Linked DNA regions of Homo sapiens: region 1 is linked to region 2. Evidence: chromatin contacts called from ENCODE Hi-C or POLR2A ChIA-PET data. All regions are on one chromosome and are shown on one strand. The core of a region is the stretch at or near the end of the contact, and the rest is flanking DNA. Distances in the headings are between cores, read along the strand shown.

The links. A loop is a pair of places that touch in the nucleus more often than their neighbours do. ChIA-PET counts read pairs that join two places held with the same protein, here RNA polymerase II (POLR2A). Pooled maps may share reads with other maps.
Region 1: a loop to region 2 is called in a pooled map of psoas muscle, with 2.1 times the contacts of the local background. The contact joins two enhancer-like sites. A Hi-C loop is called at or near these places in 1 of 168 maps with a recorded cell type or tissue (K562), 1 of 37 single-sample maps with no recorded cell type and 5 of 50 pooled maps. POLR2A ChIA-PET finds 5 or more read pairs at or near these places in 1 of 52 experiments (activated T-cell).

Annotation. Positions count from the first base shown.
Region 1 is chr10:96,887,568-96,891,796 of GRCh38, forward strand. The region is part of intron 2 of LCOR (ligand dependent nuclear receptor corepressor); the gene reads left to right. Among named protein-coding and RNA genes, the nearest start is that of LCOR, 57 kb to the left of the region's middle. Within about 2 kb of position 2,769, at least 3 of the 41 ENCODE cell types and tissues checked have a DNase peak (open chromatin) inside an H3K27ac peak, as active enhancers do.
Region 2 is chr10:96,763,000-96,766,870 of GRCh38, forward strand. No RefSeq gene overlaps it. Among named protein-coding and RNA genes, the nearest start is that of PIK3AP1, 44 kb to the left of the region's middle. RefSeq lists a silencer at 2,887-2,976. Within about 2 kb of position 1,477, at least 3 of the 41 ENCODE cell types and tissues checked have a DNase peak (open chromatin) inside an H3K27ac peak, as active enhancers do.

The DNA.
Region 1 (4,229 bases), core at 1,519-4,018, 130 kb after region 2:
AAAAAAAAATACTACTTAATCATGAGCCTTGGGTCTCCTTAATATTCTATGCAATGCAATGGAAAATATGCATAAAAGCACTTATGTGATTGAGTTGCAAGCTAAACTAGCTACTTTTTTTTTTTTTTTAATTGAGACGGAGTTTTACTCTCACCCAGGCTATAGTGCAATGGCGCCATCTCAGCTCACTGCAACCTCTGCCTCCTGGGTTCAAGTAATTCTTCTGCCTCAGCCTCCCGAGTAGCTGTGATTACAGGCATTCACCACCACACCCAGCTAATTTTTGTATTTTTAGTACAGACAGCGTTTCACCATGTTGGCCAGGCTGGTCTTGAACTCATGAATCCAGGTGATCCACCTGCCTCAACCTCCCAAAGTGCTGGGATTACAGGCATGAACCACCACACCTGGCCTACTTTTTTCGTAGAATACCATTTTACTTGGAAGAATATCTGACAAACTGTGGTTATTCAGATTTCAGTATTTAGCAAACATTGTCTTAAAAATGAATGAAGTGGGCTAGGTGTGGTGGCTCACGCCTGTAATCCCAGCACTTTGGGAGGCCGAGGTTGGCGGATCATGAGGTTAGGAGTTCGAGACCAGCCTGGCCAACATGATGAAACCCTGTCTCTACTAAAAATACAAAAATTCGCCAGGCCTGGTGGTGGCCGCCTGTAATCCCAGCTACTCAGGAGGCTGAGGCAGGAGAATCGCTTGAACCCGGTGGGCGGAGGTTGCAGTGAGCCAGATCATGCCACTGCACTCTAGCCTGGGTGACAGAGCAAGACTCCGTCTCAAAAAAAAAAAAAAAAAAAAAAAAAAAAGAACAGTATATATTGTCAATTTCAGCTTCCAAGAAAAATTAGAATATTGGAAAACTTAAATCCACTACTGCGGGCATGAGAACTTCCCTTAAAAGACCTTTCTGATAGGATCAGTAGTGATATTAACAAATGTAATTTTTTTTTGGTGTTACATTGTGTGATGGAAAATGCACATACCTCAGTGAATTAATGCTTTCCAAATGACCAGTAATGATGTTACAAATAAACATTGGTCAAGTGCAAAATAGACTGATGGATTTTTTTTGTAGGAGAAATTTTATTTTTTAAATTAAGTTGTAGTAAAACTGACCATTTTTGTGTACAGTTGTATGAATTTTACCTCATGTATAAATTTATATACCCAACACCACAACTAAGAAACAGAATAGTTTCATGACCTCAAGAAGTTCCCTGTGCTGTCTTTTCTAATTGCCCCACCCAAAACCTCTGGCAGCCTCTGATCCATTCATTTGCTATAGTTATGTTTTTTAGAGAATGTCATATAAATGGAATCATACACTGTGTAACCATTTGAGACTGGCTTCATTCACTCAACATGTATTTGAGAGTAATCCAAGTTGTATCTTCCGTTATTTCACTCCATTTTAAAAAACTAAAATTCACCATTTGAGCCATTTTAAGGTGTGTATAATTCAGGAGCTTTTAGTATATTCAAAGTGTTGTACAACCATTACCACTATCTAATTGTATAGCATTTTGATCACCTCCCAAAAGATAGACCATACCTATTACATAGTCACTTCCATTTCCATATTTCCTCCATAATATCCTTTATGTCTGTGAATTTTCCTGTTCTGGACATTTCATATAAATGGAATCATACAATATATGGCCTTTTGTGTCTGGCTTTCATTTAGCATATTTTTGAAGTTCATCCATGTTGTACGTATCAGTATTCATTCATGTTGTCAGCTCAGGTTGCCATAACCAAAATACCACAGGCTTAGTGGCTTGAACCACAGATACTTATTTCTTATAGTTCTGAAGGCTGGAAGTACAGATCAAGGTCCGGCAGTGTTGGTTTCTGCTGAGGCCTCTCCTCCTGGCTTGTAGGTAGCTACCTTCTCACTTTAACCCCACACAGCCGTTTCTCTGTGCTCATGCAGGGAGGTAGCACAAGTGATCTCGAGCGTGTGTGCACCTTCTCTGGTTTCTGTCCTAACAAGGACACTAATTCTGTCAGATCAGGGACCCACCCTTCTGACCTCATTTCATCTTTGTTGCTTCCTTAGAGACCTCATCTCCAAATACAGCCACACTGGGGTTAGGGCGTTAACATGAATTTTGGGAGTGACATAAACTTTGAGTCCTTAACAGTTCTTTTTTATGGTTGAATAATATTCCATTGGATGGCTGTACTCCATTTTGTTTATCCACTCTTTAGTTGGTGGACATTTGAGTGTTTCCGCTGTCAGGTTATTATGAATAATGCTGCTGTTCAATACTGCTGTGAACATTCATGTATGACTTTTTGTTTGAACACCTGTTTTCATTTCTCTTGAGTATATACTTAGGAGTGGAATGCTGGGTCATTTGGTAATTCTATTTTTAACTTTTTGAGAAACACCTAACTTGTTTTCCAGAGCATCTGCGCCGTTTTGCATTCCCACCAGCAATGTGTGAGGGCTCCCATTTCTTCACTTCCTTTACCAGCACTCGTTATTTTCTTTGTATGCGTGTAGTTTTTTTGTTTTGTTTTGTTTTGTTTGAGATGGAGTCTCGCTGTGTCGCCCAAGCTGGAGTGCAGTGGCATGATCCTAGTTCAGTGTAACTTTGAACTCCTGGAGTGAAGTGATCCTCTCACCTCAGTCTAGGACTACGTACCACATCTGGCTAACCTTTAAGATATTTTGTAGAGAAGGGGTCTGGCTGTGTTGTGCAGGCTGATTTCAAACTCCTGGCCTCAAGCAATCTTCTCACCTCTACTTCCCCAAAGCACTAGGACTGTAAGTGTGAGTCACCCCTGCCCAGCCTAAAACTGATTTTCTTATGCTAATCTTGTATTCTACAACCTTGCTGAACCTGTTTATTAGGTTAATGGTGGTGTTTTGAAAGATTCTTTAGAATTATGTATATATAAAATCATGTCATCTATAAAAGTAGTTTTACTTGGTCTTTCCAATTTGGATGCCTTTTATTTCTTTTTCTTTTTTCTAACCACCCTTGCTAGAACTTCTAGACAATGTTGAGTAGAAATGGTAAGAGCAGACATCCTTGCCTTATTTTTGATATTAGGGGAAAGCTTTCAGTATTTTGCTATTGAGTATGTTAGCTGTTTCATAACCAGGGTTATGAAAAAGCTCCTTTCTATTCCTAGATTGTTGAGCGTTTTTATCATGAAAAGGTGTTGGACTTTGTCCAGTGCTTTTCCTATGTCAACTGAGATGATCAGGTTTCTCTTTTCCCCGCTTTATTCTGTTAATATGGTGACTTTTTTTCAACTGATTGATTTTTGTATGTTGAACCAGCCTTGCATCTCTGGGATAATTCCATGATGGATGGTCATATGCTGCTAAATTTTGTTTGCTAGTATTTTCTTGAGGATTCTTGCATCTCTATTCGTGAGGGAGATTGGTCTGTAGTTTCCTTATGATGATGTCTGTCTTTGCTATCAGGGTAATACTAGATTTATGGGATGAGTTTGGAAGTATTCATCCCTTTTCTCTTTTTTTGGAAGAGTTGAAGGAAGGATTGGTGTTCTTCTTTAAATGTTTGGTAGGATTCACCAATGAAGCCATATGGTCCTGGGGTTTTTTTTGTTGGAAGTTTTATTACAGTTTTCATACTTGTTATAGGTCTTTTCAGTTTTTTAGTTGAGTCAGTTTTGGTAGTTTCTAGAGGTTTATCCATTCATCTAGATTATCTAATTTGTTGGCATACAATAGTTCATGGTATTCTCTTGTAATCCTTCCTGTTTCTATAAGATTGTAAAGATGTCCCCAGTTTTATTCCTGATTTTAGTAAATTGAATCTTCTCTCTTCTTTTTTCTTGGTCTGTCTAGTTAAAGGTTTGTCAATATTGATTTTTTCCGAGAAATTTTGGGTTCATTGATACTGATTTTTCTGACTCTTTTTTTTTTTTTTTTTTTTGAGACAGGGTCTTACTCTGTCTTGACTCTTTTTTTTTTTTTTTTTTTTTTTTTTTTTTTTTTGAGACAGGGTCTCTGTCGCCCACACTGGAGTGCAGTGGTGTCATTTCTGTTCACTGCAACTTCTGCCTCCCAGGTTCAAGCAGTTCTCCTGTCTCAGCCTCCTGAGTAGCTGGGATTACAGGTGCACGCCACCACGTCCAACTAATTTTTGTATTTTTAGTTAGAGACAGGTTTTTACCATGTTGGCCAGGCTAGTTGCGAACGCCTGACCTCAGGTGATCACCTGCCTCGG
Region 2 (3,871 bases), core at 227-2,726:
GATTACAGGTGTGAGCCACCGCGCCTGCCCAGCTTCTTGATACTCTTAATCATAAATTTAATAAGAGCATTTGCTGATTCTTTATCATATCTGCTGCAGCTATTTCCTCTAATCTCTTCCTTTCCGTATTTATAGATTTTGTATATACTCTTATTTTTTACCATGTCCTAGCAGCTCAATTTTTCCTGTATTATTTATTGGTTTATGCTAGAAGGTAGTAGAAAATAGTTAGAAATGTATGAATTCAAATTCTAACACTCTTATTCCTGCTCTGCCACTCTGGGTGACTGAGCAAATTACATAACCTCTCTAAGCCTTCTTCCCATCTGTAAAAACCTGATATCACTAATAATGGCACTGAGCACACAATGTCTTATAAGGATTAAATGAGATAATGCAGGCCGGGCGCGGTGGCTCACGCCTGTAATCCCAGCACTTTGGGAGGCTGAGGCGGGTGGATCACGAGGTCAGGAGATTGAGACCATCCTGGCTAACATGGTGAAACCTCGTCTCTACTAAAAATACAAAAAATTAGCTGGGCGTGGTGGTGGGCGCCTGTAATACCAGCTACTCAGGAGGCTGAGGCAGGAGAATGGCGTGAACCCGGGAGGAGGAGGTTGCAGTGAGCTGAGACTGCGCCACTGCACTCCAGCCTGGGCAACAGAGCGAGACTCTGTCTCAAAAAAAAAAAAAAAAAAAAGAGATAATGCATAAAGTGCACCTGGCACATAGCAACTCATAAAAGTAGTTACATCATTGTATTATTACTGTTATTCTTTTATTTGTTCAATAATTAGAAAAATGATTGTTTACCATAGCTGTGATAAATGACTGACTTGCTTTTTTACTGGTAGCTTTGTTTTTCATCTCCTTCATCCCTATGCAGCTCTGTTTTTTTTTTTTTTTTTTTTTTTTTTTTAGGAGTCTGGCTCTGTCTCTCTGTCTCCCAGGCTGGAGTGCAGTGGTATGATCTCGGCTCACTGCAACCTCCGCCTCCCAGGTTCAAGTGATTCTCATGCGCCACCACACCCAGCTAATCTTTGTATTTTCTGTAGAGACGGGGTTTCGCCATGATGGCCAAGCTGGTCTCAAACTCCTGACCTCAGGTGATCCACCCGCCTCAGCCTCCCAAAGTGCTGGGATTACAGGTGTGAGCCACTGGGATTACAGGAGGCAGCTGGCCTCCTATGCAGCTCATTTTGATGTATAATGGGTACATCTGAAGCAAGAGAGGGAGATGGAGTCCAAGCACCAGAGCTCACTCATCAGGGATTCTCATGGGGGCAGTTATGAGGGAAATGGGGAACATTCTCATGGGAGGAGAAAGGCTTATAAATTAAGCCGGAGAAGTTCATTAATAAATAGGCTGTCCACATTAACACCTGTCAATAAACAGGATTCGAAATGGCAGGTGAGGAGCTACAGAGGGTACTGCATCTGGAAACCTGGTGGGCAATGGCTCAGAGTCTGAGGGCTGAAATGAGGAAGTGCGGTATCAGCATGGAGCAAGCCAAGCCCACGGGAGCAGTGAAATGGGCCAATACTTAATCAGTATGCACCACAGTCTCACCATACAGTGAGACCCAGAAAGACATTTGTTCTGCTAGAATGCACATTTCTGTTATGGGAATCAGCTCACTGCAGAAGTAAAATTATAGCCATCATCAGGGAAGGAAGAAGCGCTCAGCTCAGCTGCTACACTAATTGCATGAGCCCTTTCAGCTGTATTTTAGGAAAATGGCAATGAGCACACACACCCAGGGCCCTTTTCCCCAGCTCTCAGCCAGGTTGCACTGCTTCCTGGATCCACCTGACTAGCACTCAGAGCCCACCACCATCTGCACTCTTTCAACACTTGCCAGACCAGCTCTAATTAAAGTGTTGCCAGCATGTTCCCACTCTATCACATTGAACATTTTAAATATCTACTGTGACAGTCTCCAGCCACACTGAGGCAGTCTGGGCAGTCCAAGTTATCTCCTTATGTGCAAACCACTATTTTTATTAGCATTCTGGTTACAGATTTCCACAGATTACGAGTGATCTGCCTCTAACCCTATTTTCCCCATAAGCCCTATTACTCTTACTGCTTGATTTTGCCGAACACAAGGTTCTTGAGGAATGCCTAAGTGTTGGGTGCTCCACGCACTGCCTTGGATCCTCTTGGCCACACCTCGATTCCTGCTATTATTTGAGGACACAATTCTATGCAGGCTTCAACTCACCTCCTGTGGCCCTGCCTCACCTCAAGCATGCGCTGTACATCTTCCCCTGACCCCGCAAGGTTCTCCGATGCTGTGGTGCGACGTGCCTGCGGGAGCACCCCGGCACTCGCTGATGTGAAACCTACAAGCGCAAGGGCGTTACAACCTTCAAGATGACCCTCTGTCAATGCTAGATGGGAGTTCATGGGGGAACACTTACAACTTCTGCCTTTCATCCATTGGGTGGTCAGTTTGAGGCACTATCTGTATACAACTCCTCAGAAGTTGCTGTTGGGATGGAAGCCCCCGTGCCCACTGCAGTCACCAATGTGACTGGCTTGGTTTTCCTTCTTCCCTGGTCAGTTTCCTTAGTCTCCACCCCTGCTCCCTGGTATCACCACTGTCCACAGTAAACTACACACACAGTTCCTTGTACCAGGCTTGTCTTCCCAGGGGAATAAGACAGCATGTGCTGCATTAAAATGGAAACACCTTTACTTACTTTTACGTACTGTTAATCAACAGTCACTGCCCAGTTCTTCCAAGTGGCCTTTATCATCCCTTCCCTGTAACTTCCTGGGTCCCCGTTTGAGACTCCCCCAAAGGAGTAATGTCACGCACAGCAGGAGGCTGCCAGCAGGGGGCTCCAACCCTACACCAACATCTGTTCTGAAGGTGCCTCAGCCGGACTAGTGATAAATGCTTTAGATTTCACCCTGGCAGTGAGATACAGGTAAAGATAAGTGCCTATTCAAGCCCTATGTTCCTTTTACTGGCGATTCATGTAAACCACACTCCTAATGAATTGAGGACTAATTTTTTTTTTGAAACAGGATCTCTCTGTTGCCCAGGCTGGAGTGCAGTGGCACAGTCATAGCTCACTGCAGCCTCAACCTTCCAGGCCCAGGTGATCCTCCTGCCTCAGCCTCCCAAAGGACTAAGATTACAGGCAGGCATCACCACGCCTGGCTAATTTTTTTTATTTTTCGAAGAAACAGGGTCTCACTATGTTGCCCAGGCTGGTCTCGAACTCCTGTACTCAAGCAATCCTCCTGCTTTGGCCTCCCAAAGTGCTGAGATTACAGGCCTGAGCCACTGAGCCCAGACACAACTGTTTTAAAAGGCAAGGTCAGTGGACTAGGTATTTGAACTATACATTCATGGCCAGACGCAGTGGCTCACTCCTGCAATCCTAGCACTTTGGGAGTCCGAGGCGGGCAGATCCCCTGAAGTCAGGAGTTTGAGACCAGCCTGGTCAACATGGTGAAACTCCGTCTCTACTAGAAATACAAAAATTAGCCAAGTGTGGTGGCACGTGCTTGTACTCCCAGCTACCTGGGAGGCTAAGGCAGGAGAATCACTAGAACCCAGGAGGTGGAGGCTGCAGTGGGACAAGATCACACCACTGAACTCCAGTCTGGGTGACAGAGCGAGACTCCATCTCAAAAAAATAAATCAAATCAAATCAAATGAACTATACATTCATTATGGATGACTCAAAAAGGTTGGGTAAATATTAAAAGTAATAAGAGACCTAGGAAGGAAATAAAGAATTATGAGGCCAAAGGCCGGGCGCCGTGGCTCACGCCTATAATCGCAGCACTTTCAGAGGCCGAGAAAGGCGGATCACGAGGTCAGAAGATTGAGACCATCCTGGCTAACACAGT